Linked DNA regions of Homo sapiens: region 1 is linked to region 2. Evidence: chromatin loops called from intact Hi-C (ENCODE). Cell type or tissue: PC-9. All regions are shown on one strand. Each heading gives the region's core, and the rest is flanking DNA. Links, peaks and the distances in the headings are about the cores only.

Region 1 (8,343 bases), core at 282-8,281, 63 kb after region 2:
TATTTGTTCTTTGTTCCTTCCACCCCTCTTTTCCTTCCTTGTTTTTTTGGAATAATTGAGTATTTTATGACTCAGCTTTAACCCTACTATTGGCTTAGTAATTGTACACCCTATTTTTATAATAATTGCTCTAGCAATATTACATTATAACTTCAAAGATTATTATAACATTTCATACTTATTGAAATGTTTGGTCCTTACAAGAAATACTTCCCTTTCTTCCTTCCTATCCTGTTTGCTATTATTGTCTATATTTGCTTCTATATGTTATAGATGACACAATATGTTATTATTTTTCTTTTAATTAGCATTAAGATATTTTAAAAATTAAACAATCTTTTCTATTGATTTACATACTCATTTTAAATTACTTTGATTTCTTTTCTAGGTTTGAATTACTGTCTGATGTCTTATTTTCTCTTTCTGAAGAACTTTCAATTCTTTTTTTTTGGAGGAGATATTTATTAACTTTTATTTTAGGATCAGGGTACATGTGCAGGTTTCTTATATAGGTAAATTGCATATCATGGGGGTTTGGTGTACAGATTATTTAGTCATCCAGGTAGTAAGCATAGTACCCAATAGGTAGTGTTTTGACCCTGTCACTCCTCCCACCCCCCCACCTTCCAGTAGGGCCCAGTGTCTGTTTTTCCCTTCTTTGTGTCCATATGTACTCAACGTTTAGCTCCCACTTATAAGTGAGAACATGCAGTATTTGGTTTTCTATTCCTGCTTTAGTTCACTTAGGATTATGGCCTCCAGTTCCATCCTTGTTGCTGCAAAGAACATGATCTCATTTTGTTTATGGCTATGTAGTATTCCATGGTGTATGTGTGCCACATTTCTTTTTTTTCAGTCTACTATTGATGAGCATTAGGTTGATTGTATGTGTTTGCTATTGTAAATAGTGCTGAAAGAACATATGCATGCGTGTGTCTTTATGGTAGAATGATGTGTATTTCTTTGGGTGTATACCCAGTAATGGGATTGCTGAGTTGAATGGTACTTCTGTTTTAAGTTCTTTGAGAAGTTGCCACACTGCTTTCTACAATGGCTGAACTAATTTACATATCTACCAGCAATGTATGCATTCTGTTTTTCTCTGCAGCTTTGCCATTTATAGTATATGTACTATATATTATAAATTGATTCTTCATAGTATATGTGCTTTGGCAAGTTTTGTTTGTCTGAAAAAAGTTATTTTACTTTCATTTTAGAAAGATATTTTTCTGCATATAGAATTCTAGGCTGACCTTTTCCCACTACTTTAATACTGCCATACCACTGTTTCTTTTTTGTTGTTTTTTTTTTGTTGTTGTTGTTGTTTTGGTTTTTTGGTTCTTTGCCTTACATAATTTCAGACAAGAAGTCTGCTGTAATTATCTTTGCTTCTGTATATACTTTTTTTCTTCTGGTTGTTTTTAAGATTTTCTTTTCTTGATGGTTTATGGAGATTTGACCGTGATATGCTATTTTTTTTTAATGTGTAGTACTTTGGACTTCTTAGATCTGTGAATTTACAGCTTGTTATCAAACTTGAAAAAATTTTAGCCATATTTTATTAAATATTTTCTTGTATCTCCTCCCCTTTGCTCCTTCTGGGTCTCCAGTTATTCCTGCCTCTTACCACTTGATATCGTCCCAGAGATCATTGTTGCTTTGTTCATTTTTTTTCAGTCTTTTCCCCTCCTTCTTTTATTTTGAATAGTTTCTATTGTTATGTCTTCAAAATGTATAGATATTTTCTTCTTCAATGTCTAGTCAGCACTTAGTTTCATTCAGTGTGTTTTTCATTTCAAATAATTTATTTTCATATATAGACATTTCATTTGTTTTTTATATTTTTGGTTCTTCTGCTCATCATGTTTAAGCTTTTTAAACATGATATATATATTTATATTTATAATAGCTATTTTAATATATTTTCTATTACTTCTGTCATCTCTGTCATTTCTGAGTGTTTCTTTGAGTGATTTTTCTCCTGGTTATGGATCATATCTTCTTGTTTCTTTGGATGCCTAATAATTTTTGACTGGGTGCTGAACATTTTAAATTTAACATTTTTGGGTACTCAATTTTGTTGTATTATTTTAAATATTGCAGAACTTTGGGATGCAGTTTAGTTACTTGTAATTATTTTAATCTGTTCAAATCTTGCTGTAAGGCTCTGTAGCATGGGCCCATGGCAGCCTTAGTCTAGGGCTAATTTATTTCTATTACTAAGGCAATGTTCTTTTGAAGATTCTACTGATGCCTTATGTATTGGGTGGCTTTTAACTCTGGCTGGTGAAAACAAACTATTCTCATCCCTGTGTAAGCTCCAGGGATTGTACCACCTACTCCTTTACAATGATTCTTTCACTTGCCTTTGTATTTTCTTCATATACATGCTCAGATCATTATCAGTCACACTTTCAAGGGCACCTCTCTTCCTATTTCTGGAGCTCTATCCTCCTTGGTTTTTATCCCACAGATTCTAGCTGCTTTGGACTCCCTAAACCCCAAACTCTGTCACCTCAATTCAGGGGGACCACCAGGCTCTGTTTGGGCTCTGCTTCTTGCCCTGTCACCTAGAAACTCTATCCAGGCATTGATATAGGACAACGTTAGGGCTTACATTATCTGTTCCCTTTCTCCCAGATGAGATTTCTGTCCTGTGTTGAAATTTTAAATGTCTAGCATCCAATAAAAAAATTAACAACTATGCAAAAGAAACGCAGAAAAATATGACTCATATCCATTGTTTTATATATTTTGGAAAATATATTTATTTTATATATCTTTTTGTTTAAGGCAGGAGGACAAATCTAGCACTCTTCCTTCATCACAGCCGGAAATAGAAGTCTCTGAGTATGGGTTTTCAACTTGTGTTTTAGTTGTGCCGTACTGTGACTATGACTAAGAATTATATAATGAAAAACTCACAATGTGATATTCCTTTCTTTTAAATTGTGTCTCCCTTGCAAATCTGCCTGCCTTGGTATACTCTCACAGCTTTCAGGTAGTTGTTTTGTATTTTTTACTTAGTCAATGATTATTACTTTCAGGAGGTTTGGTCTATTAGAGATGAAACCAAACTATATTATTATTTTTGTAGGTAATTTAATCCTTAACAGGATCCCTACTGGTATTTTCAACCAATGTAAAAATATCTTCTCACCTTTCTTCTTAATGCTCTGGTTCTTTCTAGACTGTCCCCAGGCTGGGTCAATCCTGAAATCTTTCCTAGTTAACCCATCTTACCATCTTCCACACCATTTGGTCCAGTTACATATCTCTTGCCTGACCTACTCTATCTAGCCCTGTTGTCAAAGGTATTTGAATCAGGGCAACTCCATCTTGAAGAGGGGCTGGGAAAAATGAGGCTGAGACTTGGGCTACATTCCTAGGAGGTTAGGCTTTCTTACTCACAAGATATTTGTGGTTAAGGGAACAGACATTGCGACCACTTGGCATACAGTCCTACCTTAAAGGGCATTTGATCTGTAAACCAAAAATAAAATTCTAAGCACCTGAACCATCTGATGGACCCTCCCCTCAGCCAAGGGCATTCCAAAGTTAACCTGAAAAACTAGTTCAGGCCATGAGGGAAAGTGGGGGTTAGACATGCCTCGTTATGTACACCTCCCAGTGGAATTCAGGCACAGATGACCAGCATTAACATTAAAACAGAGACTTTAAGACTGATAGAAAAGACTTTTTAAGTCTAATAAGAAACATTCTCTTCTATTGATTCTGTTTGCATAAGGGGAATCTTGTTCTCTACAACCGCTTATCTTAACCCAGACATTCCCTTCTATTGATTCTAGGTCTTTAGACAATCACTTAACTCTTTCAATCAATTGCCAATTAGAAAATTCTTGAATCCACCTATGACCTGGAGGCCCCTGCTTCAAGTTGTCCCAGCTTTCCAGACCAAACCAATGTAGGTTGATCGATTGATGTCTATGTCTCCATAAAAGGTATGCAACCAAGCTGTATCCTGACCACCTTGTGCACATGTTCTCAGCATCTCCTGGGTCACAGAATATTGATGAGTCATATTCGGCTCACAATAAATCTCTTCAAATGTTGTACAGAGTTTGACCCTTTTTGTTGACAGATCATTCTGTAATAAAAGCAGCTTTCAAGTTATAATGTAATAATTCATATTATTAATTTATTAAGCAAATTTCCAGGTACTTTGCAAGTGTTAGAGATAAACATTTTAAAAACAAAAGTCTCTATTCTCAAATCCTGTAATTTTAGGCCAGAAGAGTGAACAGGTGGGAGTAAAGCATCAGAGAACAAATGTTGCATTAAGTATAGTATCTGTAGGCAATTGTTCTAGAGGCCCTCATAAAGTGCAGTGTGGATTTAAGAGAAATGTTGCATAAATCTCTGCATGGGGGTCAGGGCTCTGCATACAACTGTGTAGGCTGTACACAGGGCAGTGCTGAGCACCACTGACATTGTAGCCCTCTAGAGTTGTGCACTGTAATACCTGCACAGCCATACACAATGGCGTTGAAAAAAATACTGGAAAGCCTCCAGAAGAAGCAAATGTTGAGATAAAAGTTGATGGATGAGTAATCATTTGCCAATAATGATAGAACAAATTAATATTTGTATAGTTAATTGTGATATTCAAAAACTCCTTACCCTCACAAGTATATTTGATCCCTGCGTCAATTTGGTGAGATTGATAGAGGTGAAGGATCTCTGTCACTCTATACCCAGCTGATGTTCCCACTCACGAGGTGGCAGCAAGCCATGAAGACCAGCAACTGGGAACAATGCTTTTTCGGCCCAGTAGAGCCCACTCCTCCCCACTCATGCCAGGTGTTCCATGCACTTAGCTCCCTGCCCTTCGGAGCCACAGAGCAGCTTTCGGGAGGCGTTTGGCATGCCCTTCCTTCCTGGGCTCTGGGTTTATGTCATTCCTTGGTTTCTGTGCTGCTCGTAGCTTAAGAGGGAAACATTCCTTCTGCCAGCTCAGCCCTGGTGGTAGGGAAATTCATTGATCACCCTGGGGCTGTGGTATTAGACACATGTGGTTGATGTTGTTGTTGATGATAATGCTAATACTCTTATTTCTGTGGAGGAAAGAGAAGGTCAGAGAAAGGAAGCCACCCACTTAGATCACATGCTAATGAAATCGCGGAGCCAGGGTGTGGAGTTTTCAGTCATTTTACTCCAAGCCCTGTGCTCTTCCCCATACCTGGACTTAACACCTTCCCTTTATTCACGTGGTTACGTTTGTATGTCAAGTCATCGCCTCAAATGCTGGCCGCTGGCTTCCCTATCCTTTTAGCTCTTGTGAGTATCGTGTTCTAGTCTGCTCTTGTTCTGATCCGACTCAGTTGAATCTAGTTGTGTGTGAATGTGTGTGTGTGTGTGTGCGTGTTTTCTATCCTCTTGAAAATTTCCTCCAAGTCTACAAAGTAATGCACATTTCTGGCTTCTCAAAAACACCACGGATTTCAGGACTGCTCTTACATTCCACCTGATTGTCTTGAGCTGCTTGTTGAGGACATGATTTGCTAGCCTGCAGTTGCCTCCTCATTTCTCACAGCCCTTAGCTCAGATGGCAACAGTTAAATCACAACCAATAATGCAATAAAAAAACGAGTCTATAATTCACCCAATTACTGATTTCTCAATTTTGAAAATAAATTTTGGACAGATGGTTCATTAAAAAGTAGTAGAAAACATCAAAAGTATACAGACACATAATGAAATATACGGATAATGCTTAGATTTCATGTTTTTAAAAAAGACTGCCTCCTCCCAAATCAGTAGAAAGGTAAGTTTTTGTTTCTAAGCAAAAAGGAAAGGGAAGATTTTATAAATATATTCACATTGATGAAGATGTATATTTGTCCACTTATTTCAAATCTTATATTACATAAGTTATCAAAAAGTGATTGTTGCAAACCTTTATGTTACTTTGGAATATTAATTACACTCTTTACATTTTATGTAGACATATCTATTAGTCAATTTTTTGAAATTTATTCCTTTTTTTATGCTTAAAATGTTATTTTCAAACCAAGTCAGATAAATATTCACCTTTTTTTCTTCTTGCTATGATTTCACATTTTTTACAATATAGAGTTTATCCCTAATTTTATGTATTTGGGAAATAAGATTTTAAACTAATTTTTTTTCCAAATGGCCAATATCCCCCACAACACAACACTCATAAAAATTCTGTCACTTTGTAATTTGTGTACAGTATTTTTCTACCACATTTTAAGTCCATATATATTTACCCTAGTTACGAGTTGAACTGTTCTTTCCCATTGATCTATGTGTATTTGTTCTGCTCCCACTCCACTTTCATCTGTGTGCCTTTAAAGTTTCTATAAATATTACACCTGGCAGCGCAGGTGTTGTTCCTGGTATTCTTATCCTTTTCATTCTTGTTTAGTTTTAAACTCTTGCTTATTTTCTTAAGTCATAAATCACAGTTTGATTTGATTATAGCCACAATGAAATTCAGATTAATTTTAGTAGAATACACATGTTTAAACTTTTCAGTTTTCCTAGCCAGAAATGTGGCATCTCTTAATTTATTTGGGTCAGTAAGTCAATCCTTTAATACTCCCCAATAAGCTTTCATAATAAAAGATCAAAATGGAAAATATGTTTGAGTTGGGAAGATCTTTCAGGTCACTTTTTAAAAATCACTCGCAGAAGCAAAGCTCATTTTTCCTATTTGTAAGAGGACCCTCTGTTAAAACATACTTTACTGTATTTTAGGGTGTTTTTTTTTTATTTTATGAGGTAAAAAATGCTCATAATCATTTACCAAGGAAGGTCGCATTTGGGGGCTTGTCCTAAGCATAGGGCAAAAGCCTTATGCACAGAGATGTTAACTGAAACAAAAATATTCCCCTATGAGGAATGATTCCATGCATGAAGATATGTCAATAGAATGGAATCTTACACAGAAATGTAATTTTGAGGGCTGTTATAACATTGGAAAACATTTTCACTAGGCTATGTTTTAAAAGATGGGAAACATTTTTAAGATGCTGTTACAAGACAGTATGTTCCCTGCAGGCATTTCTTCCCTGTAGTTCCTGCTCCTCTGGATTTGCTCACCCTTCACCAGCCACGTTCACCCCCTGCTGTTCCTTGCACCTGCCAGGTGTCCCCCTCCCATGCCTCGGACTCTTGTGCTTGCTGCCAGGACTGCTCTTCCGCCCGACACCACAACCAAGTCCCCTGCCTGGCCTGGAGTCCTCGCTGATGTCATCTCAGTGAGCGCTTCCCTGGCCGCTCCAGCTAAGGTCCCACCCCTGCCCGACATGCTCCATCCACCTTCTCTGCCCACCTCAGGACACACTGTCCAGTACTTCTTTTTTTTTTTTTTTTTCTTGCTTTCCTCCAACTAAAACGGAACCCGGGCAAAGATTTTTGTCTGTTTTGTCCAGACCAGGTGCAAAGGAACCTGGGCATATGAACGGTCTGTGAAATGAAAATGTACAGAAGTTATAAATACTAGGGAACCATGGACATTATTTTATTAATTTCGTTTTAGCTATATTAGCTTGTCAGTCATTATGAAAAAGAGCTATCTTGCTAGAAGCAGCCCTGCCCATCTATTTCCTTTACCTATAGGGTAACTACAGATAAGAAAAACCTGGCTGGCGTGATAGGGGTTGCCTGAAAGAGGCTGCAGTTCTGACCATTTGTTGGGCAGTCTCAGGAGCATCAGGGAAGGACCTACTTCCCTTGGCTGAGATTTAGGAGGTGGATGAGTCTCGCCGTTTGGGCAGTGGAGAGAGCCCTCCATAGCCACGTCTGTCAGCCCTCACTTCGCTTGTGCTGGAGGAATCTCTGGTTTCAGGTGAGTTGTCTTTGTCTCTGGCACAATGCTGGTCTAGTGCATGTTTGTATTCATGCCTTCCAAGGTCTGGGGGCTTTGTGCTCATGAGGGGAGGGGGAAAGGCTGACGCAGAAGAGGGGAGGTCAGAGTTCCCCAAGTCCTGGGGCTCACATGTGTCACGTGGGCCTCCATGGAAATGTTCCTGGCCAGACTCATGCTGACCACCCACTCCACCCCACTGTGCCCCACTCCCAAGAGGAGGGGTGACTGACGGGCATCCCATCTCACTCCAGCCATGTCCCCAGATCTGCTCTATCAGATAAGCAATGCACACGATCCAGAGATTTAAAAAATTACATATATTCATGGATATTTATAGCACTTCCTTTTCCTCTAGCTTTTCAAAAGTTCATTAGAAAATATTTTTTAAGAAGGGCAAAGATTTATATTGATGGGGGATCAGCATCTGACAATGCAGAGAAACTTCCACAAGCTCCAATCAGAATTCATCTATTTTTACTGAAGCA
Region 2 (8,343 bases), core at 337-8,336:
GGGGCTGAGTTACAAATGGGCTGAGAAAAGGACCCTCATATAGGGTGCTGGAAAACAGGAGAAAGGGAAGGAAAGTGAAGTTATCCGAAGTTTGTTAAGCACCTTTTTACTGACCTTTTTGGGGTTTTTTTGGTGTAGAGGGTGTGTAGAAATAGAAAAGTAAACTCCAGTTCTGTTGGATTTAGCGCGACTGGTGCCCAGGCTGCCCAGCTCACACAAGCTCTTCTCTGGGAAAAGGAGAGCTTGTCCTTTGTTTGTTTGTTTGTTTTAACTGATGGTTTCGTTTTGTTTTTTTTTAAGATGGAGTCTCACTCTGTCGCCAGGCTGGAGTGCAGTGGCGCAATCTCGGCTCACTGCAACCTCCGACTCCCTGGTTCAAGCGATTCTCCTGCCTCAGCCTCCTGAGTAGCTGGGATTACAGGCATGTGGCACCGTGCCCAGCTAATTTTTGTATTTTTAGTAGAGACAGGGTTTCACCAGGTTGGCCAGGATGGTCTCGATCTCCTGACCTCGTGATCCGCCCGCATCGGCCTCCGAAAGTGCTGGGATTACAGGCGTGAGCCACCGTGCCCGGCCAATGTTTTTAGAACAGTTATAGGTTTACAGAAAAATTGGATGGAGATTACAGACAGTTCACTCCCTTCCCCCTCAACTCTCCCAATCATTAACATCTTCTATAGTGTGTTACATTTGTTACAATTAATGAACTGATACTGATACTTTATTATTAAATAAAGTTTAGCATTAACATTAGGGTTTACTCCTGTGTTGTGCGGCTTTGGACAAATGCAGGAGAGCAAGTCCCACCCAGTGTGCTCTGGAGCAGCCGCTGGCCCTAAACCCCCTGAGCCATACCTCCCCTTCTTCCTCCCCTTGAACCCCCAAGCAACCGCGAATCTCATTCCTGTCTCTTAAGACTACCTTTTCCAAATTGTCACGTCGTTGGAATCATACAGTATGTAGCCTCTGCAGACTGGCTTCTTGCACTTAGCAATGTATGTTTGCAGTTCCTCCAGTGTCTTTTCATGACTCGACGGCTCATTGGTTTTTGTTGCTGAAAATATTCCATTGTTTGGATGTACACTTTATCCCTTCACCTATAACAGCTTGTATTTTCGTGTGCAGTTTTATGATTACTCAAATTGCACTTGTAGATATATCTTAACAAACACTTCATACAAAATAAGCATAGGATTATTTTATTCACCAAAGTATTGTTAATTAGCAGAGCTCAATTCTTTGGTGTCAGTTTATCAAATTTACCTTCTAGGTTTTGAGTTTATTATTAAGAACCTGCGTAGACTTATTTTATTTTTTAATGCATAGGATCTTTTGCCAGAAATGAGGGCATACTGGCCTGACGTAATTCACTCGTTTCCCAATCGCAGCCGCTTCTGGTAAGTCCCAGCCTCTGATTGCTGTCTTGATTACTGTCTGAGCGGGTGTGGGGAGCGTGATGAATCGCTAGAAGTGGAAACTGTGTGGGAAGCAAGATAACAGAATCTGTCTTCTGGGGCTGAGCAGTTTGAACAACCTTTTATGAGATATGATTCTGTTACGGCATTTTTGGTGCCTTTCTCCAATGTATAAAAAATTGAAAGCAAGTGGAATTTACCATATAAGCCTGTTTTCTAACCTGTATGGTATTTATTACTTTGCTTTAAAACTTTTCTCGGCCAGTCACAATGGCTCGTGCCTGTAATCCTAGCACTTTGGGAGGCTGAGGCGGGTGGATTGCTTGAGCTGAGGAGTTTGAGACCAGCCTGGTAACATGACAAAATGCCACCTCTACCAAAAATTTAAAAGGTCAGCTAGATGTGGTATTGTGCGGCTGTGGTCCCGGGAGATCAAGGTTGCAATGAGCTGTGATCAGCTGGGGTGATAACTAGCCTAGGTGACAGGGTGAGACCCTGTCTCAAAAACAAAATAAAGATACAAATTTTCTCTTCTGAGGCTTAACAAAGTCCAATGCTTGCATATCTAAGAATTAGTCCATATCAGACAGGAGAGAATATTTCTTAAGGAAATTGTGCTCCTGTCTTCAAATACATTAAGAAAAAAGAGACCAGGCACAGTGGTTCACACCTGTAATCCCAGCACTTTGGAAGGCCAAGGCAGGTGGATCACTTGAGGTCAGGAGTTCGAGACCAGCCTGGCCAACATGGCAAAACCCCATCTCTACTAAAAATACAAAAATTAGCTGGGCATGATGGCGTACGCTTGTAATCCCAGCTACTTGGGAGGCTGAGGCAGGAGAATCAATTGAATTCAGGGGATGGAGGTTGCAGTGAGCCGAGATTGCACCACTGTACTCCAGCCCGGGCAACAGGGCAAGATTCCATCTCAAAAAAAAAAAAGAAGATGTCTTCTAAAATGATGATCTCATGCCTATGACTTAGGGAGGAGAGAAAGTGAGACTTAGCATGTGAGGCTGAGACCTCAGTCATAGTGAAGCACCTTTAAGTTCAGCAGAAGCTAAGCCTAGGGCATAAACGCCATGTTGAATTCAAGATAGCTTTTAAAATCCTGGCTTTTTTAAGAACATAAAGTTAAATTCCTTGTATTAACATTATATTAACTGAAGGTAATTATTTTCTCTATCCCACTTCAATATTGCAATTTATAATTCAGATTACAACCCATCAAATTTTAGGTGGGAAGATTAACCTAGAAATATTTTTGTGTATAATTTTCAGGAAAATTAAAAGTTAAGTTTAGAAGAAAGCTTTTGAAAACAAAATGAAATGGAAGTGATGTCCCCCTTTCTGGTTCATCGGTGTGGCAGTGAAGTGGCCTTAGGATTCATGGACCCTCAGTCTGTGCGTTGAATCACCCTTGAAAATTCGGGTGGTGAATGGTTCAGGTCTCAGTCACCTGTTCTGCACAGCCTGTGTTCTAGAAAATTATTTCAAAATAATGGCCATGATAAGTTGGAATGGAAGAAGATAGGAAAAAAAATTATATGTCACTTCACAGTGTACTTCAGATGATGAGTTTATGGTAACTGAGTTATGTGAAAGAGAATTTTTCCAGTTGTTACAATGTTCCATGATAGAGTCTGTCAGATTTTAGCTAAATGGCTTAAAATAAATCAGCAAACATGCAAAGGCCTTCAGTGAGCTGGGTCTTGAGCATTTAATCAAAACAGTGTGGGCACAGTATGCATTTATTTTTGGGCTCTGATAAAGGCAAGATGACTTACTTTAAATTTTCAGGTTGATAGTTGAATTACACACTTAAAAAACTGGTTCTAAATGAAAAAGATAAATCTCACACACAAATTAATATTTATATTTTTGAGTGCTCCTAAATACAAAATATCAGCTAGGGAGGAGCTCCTGTCTGGGCTGTGTCACCCAGTCCTGTGCCTATCACTCAAGTCACCTGACTAACTCCATGGGGGTTGGCCTCTGGCTTCTCCACCTCTGCTCCTTGGGCAGGGGAAGGTGTCACAGCACTGCTGTGGAATGTGTCTTTGGGCATAACCAGCCCCGAGGACTGGCTGCCTGTTGTGGCCGAGCGGGCTGGGTGACAGTGGGTGGGTGAGCCTGGGACATCCGCTCCTGGCTGCATCTGCTCTTGGTGGGTGAGTCAGGGTGTCTCTCAGCACAGAGGGCAACACGCTGAGTCACTTCGCATTGGTGACTGACCGTTCTGATGCTTAAAAAAAAAAGGTCCAGTCCAAATGAAGTGTGAGTGAATGCTGTGAGCTCCATGAATATCAATCTATTTCCAACATCTGTTGAGTTAAGCTTGCTCCAGGAATAATGATGGCTGACATTTACTGTTTATTGTGAGCCAGGAACTGTTTTCATTCATGTGGAAGGGCTCAGCACACCTCATCTCACCTGCAGAATTACCCCTGTTTTATAGAAACTAAGTCACCTGGAATTCAGGTTACATTTCAATTAGTTTAAAATAATCTCCTTTTTCTACCTTATAGGATATAGGAAGTTATCAGGTAATTTGCTCTGGAAAGGCTTCTAGATGAAGACAGTTACTCATCCACTTTCATCGTTCCTGTTTTCAACTTTTCATCATTTTCTGAGAGTTAAATCAATAGGAATTATTTAAAACTAGTATTTTGGATGAATTTTGCCAGTGAATTAATGCACATTTAGATTGTGTTTTTAAGACTGCATATAAGTGCTTTATAAGTGGTTGCATGAATGTTATTTATTAAAACTTCATGAATTCATCACCAATAAAGCTGAGGAAATCTGATTCCCATTTTGTCTTTTCATGCTAAAGATGATAAACATCTGATGACACGCCAGTCATTCTGAAGGTGGCTGTCAATCTCGTCAGCAGTTGATTGGATGACAGCCCAGTGCAGTGGGAAGGGCGCTGACCTTGGACTTGAGCGTGGCCTTCAAGGGCAGGCTCTGAGTGACCTTCAGCAAGTCCCCTGGCCCTTCTGGGCTTCCATTCCCTGTCTGTAAACTAGCAGTGATATTTCCGCCTTGCAGAGTTTTGAGAACCAAACGAAGAACGTGAAAGATTTTTGTAAACCTTTAATCTGCAGTAAAATATCAGGAATCATTCTCAGTGACCACATTTTTCTGGAATACAAATTGCTGTTCACGTGCAGCCCTTTAGTTATAGGCTATTCAGTTGTTCTTATTGTCCTCTATGTAGAATGGATGCTTAAACTATAATTTGTAGAAGCTGAAATGGAAAATGGGCCTGAGGTGTTTCCTGGTAATTAGCTGTCCTGCCTTTCCATGGCTGGTTGCTTAGAAATGACAGTTTGTGCCACTCTGCGAAATTCCCTGACTGCAAAGCACCCACTCACTGCAGGAGACCACACGTTGCTTTGTGAATCAGTGGGGGTTGGGGCAGCAGCATGTTCTTTTTTCTCAGCTTTGATTTGTTGTTAATTGAGCAAGCTGTAATTGTAGACGTGAACTGAAACTGATTATTTAATCGTGGGGGATTGAAATAATTGCCTATGTTGCAAATAAGGAATTTTATCCTTCCTACTTTGTAAAAGAAATGACATGCCTACCACATGGGAATAGTCTGTGCTGAGAGAAAACATGCTTGAGCATTTTAATTGGGAATCAGTTTCATTACTTTTTTTTTGAGATGGAGTTTGTCTCTTGCCCAGGCTATAGTGCAATGGCATGATCTTGGCTCACTGCAACCTCTGCCTCCCGGGTTCAAGCGATTCTCCTCCTCAGCCTCCTGAGTAGCTGGGATCTCAGGCACCTGCCACCACACTCGGCTAATTTTTTTGTATTTTTAGTAGAGACAGTTTCACCATGTTGGTCAGGCTGGTCTCAAACTCCTGATCTCAGGTGATCCACCCCCTTCAGCCTCCCAAAGTGTTGGGATTACAGGCATGAGCCACTGCACGCAGCCTGTTTCACTACTTTTAAGTGGAGATTTTTCCTAATCCTCACAGGAAGCATGAGTGGGAAAAGCATGGGACCTGCGCCGCCCAGGTGGATGCGCTCAACTCCCAGAAGAAGTACTTTGGCAGAAGCCTGGAACTCTACAGGGAGCTGGACCTCAACAGGTGGGTGCGCCCTTCCCCCGGCTGCACTTCCCAGTGGGGATCTCTGCTGTCGCCCAAGCCTGACAGCTGGATCCAGGGGAGTGGGTGTAGACCTCACTGCCCTCCAGCAGCTTCTGCATGTGCACTATTCGGCTACTGGGATCATTCCTGAGGAATGTTCTGAGCCTACCAAGCCTTTCCAGATCATTCTACATCACGATCACACAGAGTGGGTGCAGAGTATTGGGATGCCCATCTGGGCACCATCTCATCATCAGAGTCGGCCATAGGGAAAACGAGGACTCCAACCAGCATGTGCCGTTCTCAGCCATGATTCCTGATAAAGGATAGTGCATTAATAAGTCGTTTCCTTAGAAAGACGGAAACTCTGGAAGTCTGTAGGTCTTTGCCGCAGAACTCCTGGAACAAGCAGGCAGGAAAGAGATGTGGGCCAGGGTTCTTTAAGCCCCAGAAATGACCCCAACCTGCCTAAATCGTCCCTGCCTGCCCTCACCTCTATTCTTGAGAAGTGGAATACGTTGTCCCACTTGAGCCAGTTGACTTGTAAAGCAAAGTGCCTTCTGAGCGCCACACCGAGCCCACTCACTGTCCGAATCTGGTTGCTAGAGAGCCAGGGTGTGCCCTTACCTCTCCGTCGGGACGTTTCAGGGTGTCAGCGTCTTAGCTGCTCTCACTGACCTTCATCATAAGAGGTCATAATAAACCAGTGAAGTCGTGAAAAACATGACAGGCAATTGCACAGCCTCTGTGTTGCTGCTTTTGGAATTCACGCAGCTTGTTTTAGAGCAATTCTCCTTCAAATCAGAATAATACCAGGAGCCTTAGCTAATCAGCTGTATTTAAGGTTTCTGAATCAAAACTGCTTAAAAGATGAATAAACCTCCATTGCTTATCTAGACATGTGCTTTGCCTCCTCAACGTACAAAATCGTCTCACACAGATGGTCTCCTGTGTCATCTGATGAAACGCAGTCTAACAGCTGCAACTTGGGTGGGATAGAGCTCAGGCACTGATAGAAGAGGGGCTTGGCACGGTTAGCGGGGATCAAGATTACATCAAAGAATGCCCTGTGAATAAACTTCTTTAAAAATCACCTCCCAGAGCGCGTGGCATTAGGTGTGCCTTTTCATCCTGGTTCTGACACTAACTAGTTGTACAATTTGTGTATCTAACCTCTAGCTCTTTTTTCCATGCTGTGAAATAAATGGATAGGTTGCCCTCAACCCTGAAGTCTCTTCCAGCTCTTAAAATCTGCACTACCAGGTATATACACTAAGAAACGTACACAGACCTATACACTTTGATTTGTATATAGTTTGTGTATATAATTTGATCTATGTAATTTAATCTTAGGTTTTTAATAAAGGAAGCATTGCTTTCTTGCAGTAAGAGCAATATTTTAGGAAACATTTTCTCACCTAACAAATGTAGCTAATTAGCTGTTCAGAAATCATTATGGGCCATGTGTGGTGGCTCATGCATGTAATCCCAGCACTTTGGGAGGCTGAGGTGGGTGCATCACCAGAGGTCAGGAGTTCAAGACCAGCTTGGCCAACATGGTGAAATCCCATCTCTACTAAAAATACAAAAATTAGCCAGGTGTGGTGGTGCATGCCTGTAATTCCAGCTACTCGGGAGGCTGAAGCAGGAGAATGGCTTGAACCCAGGAGGTGGAGGTTGCAGTGAGCTGAGATCGTGCCATTGCACTCCAGCCTGTGCGAAAAGAGCAAAACTGTCTCAAAAAAAAAAGTCATTATGAGGATTAACCAAGAGAGTGTCTTAGGTAGCTCCTGGAGCACAGGAGACTTGCAGTTAAAAAGAAAGTCTGACATTGCTGAAAGACTGGCAGGGTAGGACCCACTTTGGAGATGACAAGAAAGATGCCCTCTGTTTCAAAACAGGGGTCTCACAGTCCTGACCCTGCTGCAGAGTGCTGGTGTTTTCCAGGCTGACTCCATAAACCAGTTCATTTAATCAAACAGAGAAAGGATAAATGGATACTACTGAAAATTTTAAAATCAATCATCTAAATAATTCATCTCTGTATCCAACAAATAGTTTATTAAGTGGCTCCTACTTACACTCGTTGAAACTCAGTAGCTTTCCTGCTATGGTTTGGATGTGGTTGGTTTATCCCCACCAAATCTCATGTTGAAATTTGATCACCAGTGTGGAGGTGGGAGGTGTTTGAGCTGCGGGGAAGGATCCCTCATGAGTAGGTTAATGCCCCCTTGCAGGGGTGAGCGAGTTCCCACTCAGTTCCCCAGAGAGCTGGTTGTTAACAGGAGCCTGGCACCGCCCCCAACCCCTGGCTTCCTCTCTGGCCATGTGATCTCTGTACACACCAGCTCCCCTTTGCCTTCTGCCATGAGCGGAAGTTTCCTGAGGCCCTTGCCAGAAGCAGAATCTGGTTCCATGCTTCTCGGACAGCCTGCAGACCCCTGAGCCAAAAAAACCTCTTTTTTTAAATAAATTACCCAGCCTCAGGTATTCCTGTATAGCGACACTAGACAGACTGAGACACACACACACACACACACACACGACACATGCAAAACTCTAAGTCCTGGAGTTCCTGTGGGGATTCAGCAGAGCCCAGTGCTGCCCTGCCATTGCTGTAGATGGGAATGGTGCGTCCTCCATTCATTCATTCATTCATTCATTCAGTAAATGTTCACTGAGGGCCTGCCAGGGCAAAGCACTACTGAGAGTATGTTTGCTAAAACCTATAAAGAACAATTATAGGAAAATTATATTCTTAGTTTCTCCAAGGGAAATCTATAATTCTTAGTGCCTTCATTTTAATCTAAAAATTAAATTAA

What was found. Hi-C counts contacts between places; a loop is a spot of excess contacts. Peaks named below come from ENCODE experiments on the same cell type or tissue, not always from the same donor. Only the 100,000 strongest peaks of a DNase experiment are listed, where the experiment ranks them.
Region 1: a loop joins it to region 2, with 10 times the contacts of the local background. A loop is called at or near these places in 11 of 110 quality-filtered maps.

Annotation. Positions count from the first base shown.
Region 1 is chr6:166,873,214-166,881,556 of GRCh38, reverse strand. LOC124901461 (a long non-coding RNA gene) reads left to right here. Exons shown (of 2, transcript XR_007059867.1): 2 at 3,810-4,134. Among named protein-coding and RNA genes, the nearest start is that of RPS6KA2-AS1, 26 kb to the left of the region's middle. In PC-9, for the core only: no CTCF peak of the experiment used is centred there; a DNase peak (open chromatin) is centred at 3,456; H3K27ac peaks cover 301 bases.
Region 2 is chr6:166,936,073-166,944,415 of GRCh38, reverse strand. RNASET2 (ribonuclease T2) reads left to right here. Exons shown (of 9, transcript NM_003730.6): 5 at 1,327-1,397; 6 at 5,408-5,521. It also overlaps the pseudogene LOC105378119. Among named protein-coding and RNA genes, the nearest start is that of RNASET2, 16 kb to the left of the region's middle. RefSeq lists an enhancer at 3,021-3,521. In PC-9, for the core only: no CTCF peak of the experiment used is centred there; a DNase peak (open chromatin) is centred at 3,525; H3K27ac peaks cover 2,184 bases.